2 separate regions of the Homo sapiens genome follow, and region 2 is linked to region 1. The links are chromatin loops, found by intact Hi-C in ENCODE. Cell type or tissue: heart right ventricle. All regions are shown on one strand.

Evidence for each region. A loop is a pair of places that touch in the nucleus more often than their neighbours do. Peaks named below come from ENCODE experiments on the same cell type or tissue, not always from the same donor. Only the 100,000 strongest peaks of a DNase experiment are listed, where the experiment ranks them.
Region 2: it touches region 1 in a loop (4-fold over the local background); 2 of 110 quality-filtered maps call a loop at or near these places.

What each region holds. Positions count from the first base shown.
Region 1 is chr16:70,747,318-70,755,317 of GRCh38, reverse strand. All of the region lies in intron 12 of VAC14 (VAC14 component of PIKFYVE complex), which reads left to right. VAC14-AS1 (VAC14 antisense RNA 1) reads right to left here and starts at 223. Exons shown (of 6, transcript NR_034083.3): 1 at 69-223. RefSeq lists enhancers at 1-65, 66-706, 3,915-4,594, 7,371-8,000. In heart right ventricle, no CTCF peak of the experiment used is centred here; DNase peaks (open chromatin) are centred at 4,167 and 4,805; H3K27ac peaks cover 4,192 bases.
Region 2 is chr16:70,328,105-70,336,104 of GRCh38, reverse strand. DDX19B (DEAD-box helicase 19B) reads right to left here. Exons shown (of 12, transcript NM_007242.7): 8 at 6,636-6,813; 9 at 6,037-6,274; 10 at 4,221-4,383; 11 at 2,946-3,137; 12 at 800-2,584. The coding sequence ends at 2,523. It overlaps DDX19A-DT (DDX19A divergent transcript), which reads left to right. Exons shown (of 5, transcript NR_039997.1): 3 at 2,145-2,285. Among named protein-coding and RNA genes, the nearest start is that of DDX19A-DT, 15 kb to the left of the region's middle. RefSeq lists an enhancer at 2,326-3,525. In heart right ventricle, a CTCF peak has its summit at 4,359 (motif pointing left); no DNase peak of the experiment used is centred here.

The DNA of each region.
Region 1 (8,000 bases):
AACTTTGACCTCATTCTCCTGCACCTTCCTTCCCAGGCCCCATGGGCTGTCCCTGGCTGCTCACTGACCTGGTGGCCCCTAGCCCCCCTCCAGGGCTCAGTCCAGAAGCCCTCTCCATCTTCCACCTGGCTGACCTTCTCCCAGAAGCGCTGAGGCCGGTGGCCAGGCCTGCTGCAGGGTGGTGTAGAAGCCGCCTGGGTGCAGATCAGGAGGGCCAGCCTCTGCCCCCACGCTGCCCGGCTCTCCACGGGACCAGGCAGGTCACATGACACCGCCTCACCTCGGTTTTCTTCCCAGGGTACTGGGGTTGGACTGGATGGTCTGAGATCCCTTCCAGCCCTGAATCTGTGTGGTCCTGACTCCACTCCCTGGAATACTAATGCTGCCTGCTCAGAAGCGGACAGTCTTCCATAAGAACAGTACTTGTTTTTCCTCCTCAGATTCTTGCCTCAGTGTTCACTTCCCTCCAATTTTCATTCCATCCACTCTCCAAAACAAACAAAAACACCCCTCCACCCCCACCTCAATTCCACAGATATCTTTAAAATCAGATCACGCAGTAAGATACGGCCTCAGCCCAGAGAATGGAGGGGTGCCGTGTCGGTGCCCAAAGAACTTGACTCCTCTTGCAAGAGCCCAGCCTGCAGGGGAGAGGAGCTGGGTGGGCACTGATGGCCCGGGGACCCTCTTCCTGAGGCACCCTCCCCTGGCCCTGCCGTGGGCAGGGGACACTGCCCTCTGTCCCCTCTCCCCGCGGCTGTCCCTGCAGCTTCTTTTGGGGGCTTCTGAGAACAAGTGAGAGGGAGTCATGTGCCAGGGAGAAGGGCCACCGCCAGCCAGCAAAGCAGCTAGACTCCAGCCACGGCCCTGAGCCTTCCTCCTCGGGGACAGCTAGGTCCCAGGCCCAGCAGAGGTACCAGCAGCCACTGCTGGGGGTTCAGAGAGGACTGTGGTCTTCTAAAATGAGGCTTGGCGGCAAATCGTTGCTAGGGAAGAGAGGGGAATGGCAAGGTAACAGTCCCAGAACTGTACCCACTGAGAGGGCCTCTACCCACCCCTCATTCTTCCAGATGTTCCCACCTTGTGGTGTCAGTGCCCACAGCAGCCACCCCAGAGCACAGGGGGACCCAGAGTAACTGCGGCCAGCCTTGCCACCTCCTTGCAGGGAAGACAGGACTGTGTGCCAGGAGGGTTTGAGTATTTACCTCTCCATGTTCCTTGCCCTGGGCAGATGGACCAGTGAGGACCCAGAGCTGGGCACAGTAACTGGTATGAATGGATTGGGGGCCAGGAGGGTGCTGCCTAGCTCCTGGTGAAGGCAGAGGTTGGGCTGAGAAGCATGGTGGAAAGGGAGGCGGCTCTCCCAGCGGCAGGGCCTCTGGGGTAGGAGGAACCCCACAAAGAGGAGCCAGCCCAGCCAGCCTTTCCCTGAGGCAGGAATGGGCGCTCTCACTCACACCTCCTAGAGCCAAGCTGCAGGGCGAGTTGCCTGCAGGACTGAGCACACTATCCAGCCCCGGCTCAAGCCACACAGCAGAGCCATCTAAACCAGGACTGTCACCAGAATTCCCTGGAGCTTTTAAAATCCAGCTGCTTGGGCCTCACTCCCGGCCTTCCTCAGTCGTCCCTCAAGCAGAGCCCGGGTGCCCAGGGGCTGGTATTTTTCACATGCTTCCCAGTGGGTTTGGTGCACATCTCTGGGAGCACAGATACAGACCAGCGTGAGATCTTGCTTAGAGACTGTAGGCCATATACCCCCAGCTCTCAGCCCTGGTGCCCTCTCCATGCAGCCCTAGGCGAGGCAGCCAAGCCAGGGCCCCCGGTTTTCACCCCACTTAGCGTTCCTGCGTCCTCAGAAGCCAAAATTTCTTGCAAGTCATGTGTTGATTTTTCCTCCTCTGGAGATGGCCAAGGCTGAATCAGCTGGATTTCCCAGGCACCTCCCTGTTGGCAAGTCACAAGGCCCACAGACTGGCAGGAGCTTGGGTGAGCCTGGGTGAGCCCAGGTGAGCCCAGAGATGTAGAGGACTGGGACCGTCCCCCCACTGCTAATGAGACCCACCATTTTCACACTGGCTTGCTCTGTTCCACACCCTGTGCTCTGCCCCTTGTGAGTGATCTTAGTTCATCTTCACGATCAGACAACCCTGTGAGGGTAGGTTCTGTCATTTTCCCCATTTCCCCTAAGAGGAAACTGGAGAAGTTAAGTAACTTGGGCCAGATCTCACTTATATGCTCCATGAAGCCTTGTTTATCTGTCCATCTGTCTGACACACACACACACACACACACACACACACACACACCCCCTCCTCCTGCACATCAAGGCTGGGCCAGGTTCCCTCTGTGTCTTTATGTCCCCCCGTCCACTCAGACCCTCTCCTAGCTCTAATCCCTCTCCATCGTGGCCTGTTAGCTGGGAGTTCTGTGAGGACAGTCCATTCAGCCCACAGTAGGTGCTCAGAAGCGTCCTCTGAGAAAGTGAACAAATAGAGGAGTTTGGTTGGATGAGGAGCTCATCTCCTTGGACGTGCCCCACATCTGGGGCCTGTCCTGCTGCATTGGGCCCTCCCACAGCAGATTGGAAGCGAGGCCTATGGGGTAGAGCCTGCATCCTTCGCTCGGGGACTGTGCGTAGCTTGCAAGTAAACCACAATGAAGCGGGGCCCTGGAGGGAGGCAGGAGCCTTCTCCTGGCTGCCGTGGCCCCTAGGCTTATCTCCTGGTGACAGAGCCATAGCGGGTATGAGTGGGCACCACTCTCGTGCTGCTCTCAGTGCAGCAGGCACCACCCCGTTCCCTGCCCAGCTCATGGAGAGAATTTATAACCCTGAGAGTGTACCCTCTGGGTCAGGGCCCAGGATGGTGCAAGTGAGCAATGGCTGGAATCAGCTGGAAGGAGGGGAGACCTTGGAATGGGTGGGAGAGAAGACGGAGGTCAGGGATCTGGTCTCAAAGGTGTCTTACCTGAGGCTGGCCTTTCTTTTCTCCTTTACCCTAAGAGGAATGGCCGCTAGAGTGTTCTCAGCTGCCAGACCCAGTGCTGGCACTAATGGTGCTGTCACTGTTAATCAGTGGAACCTAACAGTCAGCGTTAGGCGCTGGCCTCTGGCATATGTGGCACAGTGCTGGACACTGAAGGAAAGGTGGCAAAATGTTTAAACACAGAATGCTGTCCTCATCCCCCAGGGTTTGTGTTCAAAGTCACGCAACACAAACTAAGATTTATGATTTTTTTTTAGGTTGCTTTTGGTTTACTAAGACAAAACGTTTTCTATCAAGGCAGTTTTCTCAATGGGAAATAAAATGGGTCTAGGCCTAAGTAGTGCTCCTTTCCCACCACCAAAGCTAAGCGTTCTTTTAGGCAACACTTTCCTTCCTTGTTGCAGAAGGCAGGGCTGCTGTGACCCCGTGCAGACCAGGGCGTTTCTCAGGATGCCACCCCTTTCCCAGGCCAGGGCCAGGGCCCGATTGCTGCCTTCTGCAGCTCATGTTTACTTTGTGTCCAGGGCGGAGGCCTCTGGCCCCGGTGCCAGCTGGTGCCAATGCCTTCTTCCATGCTCTCAGCAGTGGAAGCCCTACTGTCCTTCCCATGGCTCCCCCAGGGGACCCTTCCTGGGTACAGCAGCCCGGCTTCCTAGGGTGTGCTCTCTGGCTAATGCCCCTAAACCAGGGCAACAAGAGCCATTCCATATGTGGTCAGGGACTGAAGAGGCTTGGCCAGCCAGGCTGCACCCCTCACGAAGGAAGGGGCCAGGCTCCTGCTTGGAGGGGAGCAGAAGACCCCAAGGTTTTCCAGGAATACCTGCCCTCGGGGCCTGTGTACTTCACATCAGCTCCACCTCAGAAGAAGTAGCTGCTGGACCTGACCCAGATTTCAGGCAAGGCCCTGCGACCTGACCGCTCCAGGCAGAGGCATCAGATAGCCTTTGGCAGTGGCCTGCACTGGCCAGACCTCAGCTTCCAAGGCCTTTAGCCTGAGTTCACCTCTCCCCGCCAGTACCAAGTGTGTCCGTTGGAAACATTCTTGCAGCTTCTTCCTGGCCAGGCCTGGAGAGGGCCCAGCTTGGGGATTTCCTGTCAACACAAGAAGGGTTCCCTCTTCAGTAGCTAGAAGGCTGAGTCAGTTGACTCCTAGGGCTCATCAGCCGACCAATGGCCTGTGTGAACGTTTGACCAAGTTTCTTAAGGATAAGTGGGTAGAGTGAAGTGGGCGGCCTCTCCGTCCATCCTCCTTGGCAGGAGCTGCTCAGAGCCATCCATCTTCCATTTCCTGTCCAACGCTGCAGGTCAGCAAGTATTTATTCAGTTGAGACTGAGTGCCTCGCCCTGGGACTTTATGTTCGGGAATCTTGGTGGGAGGTGAGAACGAGCCTCCCAGCCTCGACACTTGACCTTGCAAATCTGGTGTCCAGTCCCCAGCTGTTCCCAGGATGGTAAAGGAGCTGCCGCGGCACCCTGGGGAGAGTGAGAGCTGGGAGCTTTCCACACCGAGGTCTCCTAGGGCTGGTCTGGGACCAGGTGTTGGGACAGTGAGGGCCTGGATGGACCAGTCAGAGAAGAGAAGGAGCAGCCACCATCCCAGAGAGACTAGACTTCACCTGCTAGAATGCACTGGGGCGACAGCCTGTGGTGGCCCCACCCAGACACTCACCCTCCTCCCACATTGAAATATGCCCTTTGCTGGTGTAAAGTCACCACCGTGGAAGGCAAAAAGCCCTCTCCCCTCGCCCTGAGCACCCCCTCCAGAGCTGCTTTGTGAGATGCTGCCCACACCCAGGTGCCACCAACCCTGACCCTTTCACTCCACCAATGGCCAGCTCACTCCACTCCGAAACCAGGGGCCAGCTGATGGGCCTTCCCCACCCCCGCCTGTCACCATGGTAACGGCAGGCGCTCCTGCTCCTGCAGAATATTGCTTTCTTGTCCTTCCTCCCTCCCTCTCTTTCCTCCCTTCTTTCTCTCACACAAAAAGAAAGCACAAGTGTTTTATATTCATTTTGCAAAAAAGCTGTGTAGCGCATACTAATTGGTGTGGCTTCCTCCCGCTTTCTTTGAGCCTTTTCTCATCGTCAGAGCCAGGACTACAGGCCCAGCCAGCCTGCTCACTGGAAGGAGGACTAGGTCTGTTTTCCTGGAAGCTGAGGCAGGAGTGGCCTAGAAGCGTGTCTTTAGCTCTCGGGCCTTTCCTCCAGGCCTTGAGAGGGGCTCACAGTAAGCCAGGCCACTGAGATCGCCTTCTCCTCCAGAGGTTTCTACCTATACACCAAGGGTTGCAGGGTCTCCAGGTGGCTAGAGCACCAAAACTCTGGCCCAGCACAGAGGCTCAAAGCCAGGTGCAGCTGGAAGAGCAGCTCCCCACAGTCTCTGTTGCTGGGACCCAGGCCCCCTGTTGAGGTTGCCTCCCAGGGCCTTCCTCTCACCAGGGCCTCTCTTCCACCCCAGGCAGAGGCAGAGTCCTGGCCAAGGTGTGCATCGAGATTGGTGCTCCAGAGCCTCAAGGTCACCCCCTGGGCTGAGTCAGGTTTGCTAGCAACTGGGAGCGAAGCAGCAGCCGGACTGGAGGGGCACAGAAGCCGGGTATCAGCCGGCTCCCCACACCCCAGGCCCCACCTCAAGCCATTCCTTGCCCTCCATCTTGGTGGCCCCTTCTCCTCACCTCTAGGAGACTGAGGGAAGATGGGGATGGGGATGCTGTTTCGGGGTCCTGCTTTATTTAAAGTGCTGGAGGGGTGCTGTGTGTGTGTGTCTGTGCGCACAAGCGCACACAGTGTTGTCTCAGGCAGGGCTGTGGGCTTTTTGCCAGCCTCTGGGGACCAGAGACAAATCCTATGATATGTAAGCACAAGAGGAGTGGCTGGGATTACTGAACGAACCTGTAGACAACATTTCCGGCTTTAATTGTGCAATTGAAGTGTAATTTGCATTCATTTGCCATTTGGTGTTAAACTTTCTAAAATAAGAGAATTGAAAATGTAAAATATGCAGCTTTGCTGGCTGTGCTCTGCAGTGGGGTGGGAGGCAGTAGTACTGAGGTGGGCTAAGCACATTCTCTGCAGGGGAGAAAGCGGGGTTGGAAGCCCTTGGTGTGGGCACTGCTGTCCATGCTCAGTCACTAAGCCTGGGCCAGGGAACAGCTCAGCTGTGGGACCAGAAATCTTGGAATGGAAGTGGTGAGCCAGCCTTTCTTGTGTGCCCGCTTTTCGTGCTTTGCACATCAAGTATCTCTTGTAATCTTCACAACAGCCTGGCAAGGTCAAATCTCCATTGCGCATATAGGGAAACTGAGGCTCCCATCCTCTGCAAAATGAAGTTCAGACTTCTTTGTGTCATGAGCTCTTTTTTGGTTTATGGTTTTGTTTTTTTGTTTTGTTTTGTTTTTGAGACAGAGTCTCACTCTATTGCCCAGACCGGAGTGAAGTAGTGCGATCTCAGCTCACTACAGCCTCTGCTCAAGCAATTCTCCTGCCTCAGCCTCCCGAGTAGCTAGGATTACAGATTCGCAGCACCATACCAACTAATTTTTGTATTTTTAGGAGAGAGGGGGTTTCACCATGTTGGCCAGGCTGGTCTTGAATTCCTGACGTCAGGTGATCTGCCTGCCTCGGTCTCCCAAAGTGCTGGGATTACAGGCGTGAGCCACCGCACCTGGCCTTGTGTCATGAGCTCTTGAAGATCTGGCCCTGCCTACCACTTTGGCCTGATTTCTGGCCATACCCTCACCTCTGGCCCCATTCCCCACTCTGGAGCTGGCCCCAAAGCCTAGTTTCCTGGAATGTGCCACGTGGTTCTGCGTCCATGAATGGCTTATGCTAGGTAAGAGAATACTTTGAATGCCATTCTCTCCCTTCTTACTCCCTTGGCCAACTCATGCTCAACTACTTCCAGAGCCTCCTGGCTCCCCCCCAGGCATCATCACTGGGTCCCTGGCACCCGCCCTGTATTATCAGTAAATGCTCACCACCTGACTCCTCCGGGAGTCCATGACCTCACTGAAGGCAGAGCCTGACCTGTCTGGCCTTGTGTCTCTTATACCCAGCACAGGACTAGCCCACAGCAGCTGCTCAGCAGCTGTCTGGAGAGGGAGCATTGTGTGGTTGAAGTTAACTGGTCCAGGGTCAGGATTGGATGTCAGGACTGTCTGACCACAGCACCCTGTGTAGTGTTATCAGCAGGCTCAGGTTTGGGGACCAGAGCTGGGTTTGAGGTGGACTCGCTGTTACCTTGAGCAGGTGACTGTCCAAGTCTCAGTTCCCTTGTGTGTATCCTGTGAGGTGAGACTGGTGACAAGTGAGGGCATTCATTGTGGCCGGGAGCGAGGACAGCCTGCTCCTCTGGCCCTGGAGCCACTCGAAGGGTGGAGACAACCTTGCACAGGCCAGGCCTCTCGGTGGCTTTTTCCAGGCCTCTGTTCTGACAGGGAAGTAGGTACCTGCCGGATACCCAGCATGAATCAGTTTGTCCCCATGGCACAGGGATCTTGCCGAGTGCTGGCCTGGCCCCAGCCGCCCCGCTGGATCACACTTTCTCCTCACTTTCCTCCCCTGCTGCACGTGGCCACCAGTGTTGGCCGCCCAGAGGTGTGTGCCTCTGTCCCCCTGTGCAGACAGACCTGGGTGGGATGGGCAGCATGGGGGCGAGGGGGCAAAGTGATGTAAAGAGACACAGATCTCCTCACCGTGCTCCTCCTCTCCCCTGGATCAGGCGAGAGACACCAGGGAGTGGGTGAGACCCCACCACCTCGGGCTGTGGGCAGAGCAAGAGCAAATGGGTTAGGAATTAGGTTGCTGATTTAGGGTTTTGCCCCCCCCGCCCTTTTTTTGTACAATTCACATACCATAAAATTCATAAAAACGACTCTATTGTATACTTTAAAAGTATACCATAGAGTAACTTTTAGTATTTTTCGCAAGATTATACAACCATCAGTACTAATTCCAGAACATTTTCATGACCCCAGAAAGAAGCCCTGTATGTACCCTGCACCCGTTAGGAGTCACT
Region 2 (8,000 bases), 420 kb after region 1:
TGCTCTCGTTGCCCAGGCTGGAGTGCAACAGCGCAATCTCAGCTCACCGCAACCTCCACCTCCCAGGTTCGGCCTTCCAAAGTAACTGGGATTATAGGCATGCACCACCAAGCCCAGCTAATTTTGTATTTTTAATAGAGATAGGGTTTCTTCATGTGGGTCAGGCTGGTCTCGAACTCCCGATCTCAGGTGATCCGCCCACCTAGGCCTACCAAAGTGCTGGTATTACAGGCATGAGCCACTGCACCCAGCCAGGAAAATACATTTAAACTCAAACTACTGTATATATACTTCGTAGACTCCATGAAACCCATCCAGTGAATTCTTAGAGGTCCAAGACCCCTGATTAATAACTGTTGGCTGGGCGCGGTGGCTCACGCCTGTAATCCTGGCACTTTGGGAGGCCAAGGTGGGTGGATCACTTGAGGTCAGGAGTTCAAGACCAGCCTGGCCAACATGGTGAAACCCCCATCTCTACTAAAAATACAAAAATTAGCTGGGTGCGGTGGCGTGCACCTGTAGTCCTAGGAGGCCGAGGCAGGAGAATCGCTTGAACCTGGGAGGCAGAGGTTACAGTGAGCCGAGGTCGTGCCACGGCACTCCAGCCTGGGCAACAGAGTGAGACTCCGTTTCCAAAAAAAAAAAAAAAGAACTGTTGACCTATACTTCTACCAGATTCCCATTCCTCCTGCTGTCAAAGAGTCTGCAGCACCCCGCTTCCCACTTTCCTTCTCACACTTGGGGCTACACCAGTAGAGAGGTTGTATGTGCTTGAGAAGGTGGGAGTCTGCTCTGCCTGTGGCCTACTAAAGAGTCTATACTTCTTTAATTATTGCCCTTGTTTTTAGTATTTCAGGGTTGGTCCACAGGACTCAGGGAAGGAGAAAAAAGTATAAAAATTTCTTTTCTTATTACAAGAATTCCAAGATGTGTCAGAGTTGACCAGAAGCATAGAGAAAACTACATAGTCGAGTACCCACCAGGGGAATGTGGTAGAATTGGCAGTCTGTTGGTCTCTTTGTAATGTCAGATTAAAGAAATCACCTGGAGGCTGACATTGGCCCCTTCCCTTCCCAGGAGGCAGATCTGGCCTAAATACGGAGATGCGTACAAAGAAGACCTAGGATCACAATCGTTCTTAGCCATCAAACTCTTCTTCCAGGTCCTAGAGAAAGTGGCCACTCTATACCAAAGCCAAAGAACTGCAGAGTACTCCTCTTGGTTGGGGTTTCATATTGCTCTTGCAATTCAGTTTCCTCTCATCTTTGCTGTCATTTCGTGGGTACCAACAGCCTTGGCCAGGTGTGAGAAGTGTCCATTACTATTGTTTGCTCTGACTATCTTGCGCAAAGATGCCAAGTAAGGCTGGAGCAAAGGCCTTGGTGATACTCTTGCCTTGGACAGATAAATGGTGGTAGTGTAGCTAGTCCCTCAGTTGCACCTGTTTGTATTCCAAAGGCAGTAAACACAGATGTTCAGAAGCCCTTTATAATCAAGATGTCAAATATCTGAAATTATTCCCCAGCTCTGACAAAACTTGCCTTCTGGGTGTGGAGACAAAACAAGAATTTGTGACTACTGCTGATCACATCTAGAACTGCCTTGAGGCTGGCCATGAAGACTTGAAACCACAATTTTCACTGAGGATCTAAACCTCAGATCACATTTGTTTGGGGCTACTGTGGGGTAAGGGGATATTAAGGATGTAAAAGGGATGTTGCAAATGCTCATGAGACCAGGTTTTGTGGCACGCTAGGGCCACCACTAATTCTCCATGATGACTTCTCCACAGGACTTGCTTAAGCACAGGCACAGGACCCACCAATAATCAGATGTGCACTCTACACAGACTGCACCCACCGAGAACAGGTCACAGTCCTGTGACACAAACCCATATACACAACCGAGAGGTTGGCATTTTGGTCCATGCTTATTTAACAAATTCCCTTCTGCTGTGGGCACTAGGACAGGGGGCTGGCAATACTCAGATGAGCTGTCCCACCCCCAAGTCCAAAGCAGCAGCTCTCAGGCCTCCTCTGCTGCCTCATGCCATTCCAAACATGATGGCTGGGCTTACACACCTATCTTACTGGAAGCCTCCCTCTCTGTGTTCCCTTTCCACCACTATTCCATTACTTCCACAGGAGCTGGAGGCTGCCCCATCCACTCCAAGCCAGAGAACAAGCAGAGGCTGCCACAGGAGATCCTGGGCAAGTAATCAGCCACAGCATCTAGATTAGCATGAAGGAAACACTGGCCAAATTAAAAGATGAAACTTCCAAAAGGTAAATCTCTGTGTATTCATGCCTAATCTTCCAAGGTTGTGTAAATAATTTTTTTCTACCATCCCCCATCATTTGCATACATTTTTGTCAAGTCCAAACATAATTTGAAGTGAGGTAGGTAGTTTCTCTCTACTTGTGCCGTTGTCCTTGGGGTGATGTCGGGGCCTGTGCCCTGAACGCACTTGTCTCCTGTGCAGGGGCAGTGCCAGGGCTGGCATCAGTGGCTGGTGGAGCTTCTCAGTTGGCTATTTTCTCAATCTCGTCCAAATCATCTGTGTCCAATCTTTCTATCTTCTTATCTGGGGGAAAGATACACAGGTCTCTACCCTGCCCAGGAATGTGCCCCATCTTGGGCCACAGCAATCATTCATTCAGCCCCAAAGGCTCCGGGTGCCTAAGCAGGGGGCAGCAGGGCCCCTAGTCACTGACAGCAACAGTCAGAGCCCCACGCCCCGAAGCCCAGTCACAGGGGAGCTGTTCTTGGAGTCCCTGGGTCCTGAAGTCTCCAGGTGTGCTCCCTGAGAACTGCCATATGGTCAGAAAGGAGGGGAGTGTGCTAGGGACAGAGCCTCTCTTGGGGCTACAGAAGATCCTACCCCTTTCACCACCCCGCCCTACTTAGCAAAGGGCGCCAGGCACAGGACCCTCCCCGGGACTCACTAAAATGCTCCTGGATTCTGTTCAGGATGTTCATGCTGTGCTTGCTGTCCACCATGTTCACTGCCAGGCCCCTCTTGCCAAAGCGGCCCGTGCGCCCGATCCGGTGCAGGTAGGTCTCATTGTCAGGATTCCCGTCCTTGTCCACGGGAAGATCAAAGTTGATGACGACAGACACTTGTTCAACATCAATGCCTGCAGGAAGGAGAGTTGGAGGCTGAGAGGACTAAGGACAGGAGGCAAATCAGTCATGTGGTCCATCCATACAATGGAGCATGACTCAGCATTAAGGGAACACGGCACTAAGAGACGTGCATGACATTGAGTGCAGGAAGCCAGATCTGAAAGGCCGTGCAGTATGAGATTCAGATGATGCCCCAAAGCAAAGCTACAGGCATAGATACCAAACTAGCACGGGTCAGGGGGTGGGGTGCAGGGAGAGGTGATGAATGAGTCCCTGAGAGTTGGAGACAGAGAGAAGTAAGGACAGGAGACAAAAATCACTGTTGTCCACAGGTAAGTCAATGCATACCAACTTCGGGTAAAGGGAAAGAATTTGGGGGGCCGAGTGCGGTGGCTCATACCGGTAATCCCAGCACTTTGGGAGGCCGAGGCAGGCAGATCATCTGAGGTCAAGAGTTCAAGACTAGCCTGGCCAACACTGCAAAACCCTATCTGTACTGAAAATACAAAAATTAGCTGGGCTTGGTGGCAGGCGCCTGTAATCCCAGCTACTCGGGAGGCTGAGGCGGGAGAATCACTTAAACCTGAGAGGCGGAGGTTACAGTGAGCTGAGATTGTGCCACTGCACTCCAGCCTGGGCCATTGAGCAAGACTCTGTCTCAAAAAAATAAATAAATACATTTGGGACAGGCCAACTCTGGGAATTGGGTACAAGAGAGGGCACATACAGGCATACAGCAGAACCTGGAGGAAAAGAACAAAACTTTGGCAGGTGCCAACAAAATTATGAAATCAGTCAGTAAGCCTCTGGGAGACACAATGTTCTGGAGATGGGCATCCCTGGAAGAGCAGGCTCTGTTCTCTACCAGTCAGATGCCTGTACATTTCCTTCCACCAAGTCAGGACTCCTGGCTTCTGTGGGAGTTCTTATCACCTGAGGGAAATCCAAACAGTCTCTCCTAGAAAGGAATAGTGTCACCAACCCCACCCATCTCCCTGAGACCATCCGACTTCCCTGTGTACAAGGATTTCTGGCTCTAACTGGGCCTGGGACCCCAAGCCTGGCAGACCAGGTGGGACACGTCCTCTGCTCACCGCGGGCACACACGTTGGTGGTCACCAAAACCTTCTCTTTGCCCTCTCGGAAGCGCTCAATCACTGCAGCCCTCTGTTCCACCATCATCTCCCCACTCAGCAGAGCCACCTGGTGGCCTTCTTTTGAGAGCTCTGCTGCCAGCCAACTAGCTGTTTTGCGAGTCTGTAGTGAAAAGAATTGTTTTTTATGAAGAGACCTGTTAAAAACAAAAGGAAGACAACTGCTAAAAAGTGGCTTGCCACGATTAAAATACATGAAGGCCCTGCTAAATCCAGTTAGGAGGTTAGGCTTAAAATTTCTCAATGAAGCATGGTAGTACACACCTGTAGTCCAAGCTACACACTTGAGCCCAAGTGTTCGAGGCTGGCCTGCACAACATGGCAAGAACCCATCTCAAAAAAAAATTTTTCTTTCAAATAGAATTTTAGTCATATGATTTTTTTCTTTTTAGATAAGTTATGTAACTGCTGTTACTTTTGTATCTAGGAAGAGTGTGGCTTTAGCCAAAGATCTTCATTCCTAAATAGTCTATGTTCTTGCCAGATATGGTGGCTCGTGCCTGTAGTCTTAGGCTTTGGGAGGCTGAGGCTGGAAGATTGCTTGAGGCCAGGAGTTTGAGACCAGCCTGGACAACATAGCAAGACCCCACCTCTACAAAAATAAAAATAAAAATTAGGCTGACATGCATGGGGCACATACCTGTAGCCCTAGTAACAAGAGCCAAGGCTGCAGTGAGCTATGACCATGCCACTGTATTCTGGCCTGAATGATAGAGCAAGACCTTATCTCAAAAACAAACAAACAACATATATATTTTAAAATTTTATTTTAAATTTAAATTTTTTGAGACAGGATCTCATTCTCTTGCCCACTCTGGAGTGCACAGTCACAGCTCACTGCAGTCTCAACCTCCTGGGCTCAATCAATCCTCCCATCTGAGCCTCCCAAGCAGCTGGGACCACAGGCATGCACCACCACGCCTGGCTAATTTTTAAAATTTTTGTAGAGATGGGGTCTTGCTATGTTGTGCAAGCTGGTCTTGAACTCCTGGGCTCAAGAAGATCCCCCCACCTCAGCCTCTCAAAAGGCTGGGATTACAGGCGTGAGCCACTGTGCCCAGCCATATATATATTTTTAATGATGAGGTCTCACTATGTTGCCCATGCTGGTCTGAACTCCTGGGCTCAAGCGATCCTCCAACCTCAGCCTCTTGAGTAGCTGGGACTACAGGTACTTGCCCAGCTTATACTCTTTTTTTGTTGTTGGTTTTTTGTTTGTTTGTTTGTTTTTGTATTGAGACAGAGTTTCGCTCTTGTTACCCAGGCTGGAGTGCAATGGAGCAATCACAGCTCACTGCAACCTCCACCTCCCGGGTTCAAGCGATTCTCCTGCTTCAGCCTCCTGAGTAGCTGGGATTACAGGTGCACACCACCACGCACGGCTAATTTTTTGTATTTTTAGTAGAGATGGGGTTTCACCATGTTGGCCAGGCTGGTCTTGGTCTCCTGACCTCAGGTGATCCACCCGCCTTGGCCTCCCAAAGTGCAGGGATTACAGGCATGAGCCACCGTGCCAGCCGCCCAGCTTATATTCTTAAAAATCTAAAAATTATTTCATTGGCTGTTACTTGGGGTTTTCTCCAAGTAATCACTAAGAAGTGGAATCAAAGTCTCCCTCTTACGACTCACTAAAACCTTAGGAGAACAAACCACTTCGTTTCTTCCCATGGCACCCAGGGGCATCCAGTCCTCCTGAGCCCTGTGGGGAGCTGGCTGAGAGGGAAGGGCCAGGCCTGCCACTGCCACTGCTACTCACATGGCAGAAGATCATGGCTTGAGCAATGGTGATGGCCCCGTAGAGGTTACACAAGGCCTGGAACTTCTCGTCTCTGCTGCTGCACAGGACATAGTACTGCTTGATGGTGTCCAGGGTCTCTTCCTCACGCTTCAGTTTGATAACGTTTGGGTCTGGGACCACTTTCTGGGCAAACTTCCACACAGAGTCTTCAAAGGTGGCGGAGAAAAGCAGCATCTGGCAGTTCCTGGGCAGCATCCTGCAAGGGAAGGCCCTGGTAGGTGGCCCCAGGTGGCCCCGGGAAGCGACAGAAGCACAGCCTTCCCAGCTGGGAGGGTCTAGATGCCCAGGAAGGCTGATGGGAGAGGAGCGTCTTGGGGAGGAGGAGCAGCAGGCCTGGGATGGGGACAGGGGTTGGGGGAGAGTCCCTAGGTCTCCTTTCTCAACCCAGGCTGGGAGGGACTGTGGCCAGCGCTGACACGGAAGTGGCCCGTCAAACAAATGCTGCTGAGAGTACGAGAGCCAAGACCCAGGCAGAAGCCAGAGGAGGCATCTGAAGTGAAGGGAGAAGACACTGCAGATGGGGAATCTGAGGAGTCCCCCACCCTCGAGATCCCTACCTCTGGATGCGGATGCTCTGATCTTGGTGGCCCTGAGTGGCTATCATGACATCAGCCTCATCCAGAACAAACACCTTGATTTTCTTGGGATCAATGAACTTGAGCTTGGAGCACCAGTCCAGCACAGTCCCAGGGGTGCCAATGACAATCTGCTCACTGATCTTCTGGCCTCTTTCCACTGTGGAGACCCCAAGATGTTTTCCATGTGTGGGTATTTCTTTCTTTCTTTTTTTTTTTTTTTTTTTTTGAGACAGAGTCTCACTCTGTTGCCCAGGCTGGAGTGCAATGGCATGATCTCGACTCACTGCAACCTCTGCCGCCCAGGTTCAAGCGATTCTCCTGCCTCAGCCTCCCAAGTATCTAGGATTACAGGCACCTGCCACTGCACCTGGCTAATTTTTTTTTTTTTTGTATTTTTAGTAGAGGTGGGTTTCACTCTCTTGGCCAGGCTGGTCTTGAACTCCTGACCTGGTGATCCACCTGCCTCGGCCTCCCAAAGTGCTGGGATTACAGGCATGAGCCACCGTGCCCGGCCTCCATGGGTATTTCAAAGGCAAAGCCAGCTCTTCTCTCTGAGAAATTCTAAACCTATTATATATTTTAATGCAAATGTTTTGCTGTTTGCATTAATATATTAAGGAAAGGTTAGGATATCACTATAGCATTTAATGGACATAAAAACAGACAAAAATGCTGAAAAGGTAATGGGTACAAAAATACAATTAAAATAAGTAAGATCTAGCATTTGATAGCACAATGTGGTGACTACAGTCAACAATATATTGTACATTTAAAAATAACTAAAAGGGCCGGGCACGGTGGCTCATGCCTGTAATCCCAGCATTTTGGAAGGCTGAGGCAGGCGGATCACCTGAGGTCAGGAGTTCGAGACCAGCCTGGCCAACATGGCGAAACCCCATCTCTACTAAAAATACAAAAATTAGCTGGGTGTGGTGGTGGGCTCATGTAATCTCAGCTATTTGGGAGGCTGGGGCAGGAGAATCGCTTGAACCCAGGAGGCGGAGGTTGCAGTGAGCCGAGATCGCGCCACTGCACTCCAGCCCGGAGACAGACTGAGACTCTGTCTCAAAAAAAAAAAAAAAAAAAAAATTCAGAATTCTCTACCCTTCTAATTCGAATACAAATTGCAAAATTTTAAATGATTATCTCCCAATAAGTTTCACTGTATTATTTACTTTTCAGAACTGGCCTCAAGTTGGCATTAGGACACTGTATGCAGACTTGATTTTCATAAGGTCACATTTGTTTCAGAGATCCATAAAACTCAACCAAACCTCTAACACTTTTTTTTTTTTGAGACAGAATCTCATTCTGTCGCCCAGGCTGGAGTACAGTGGTGCAATC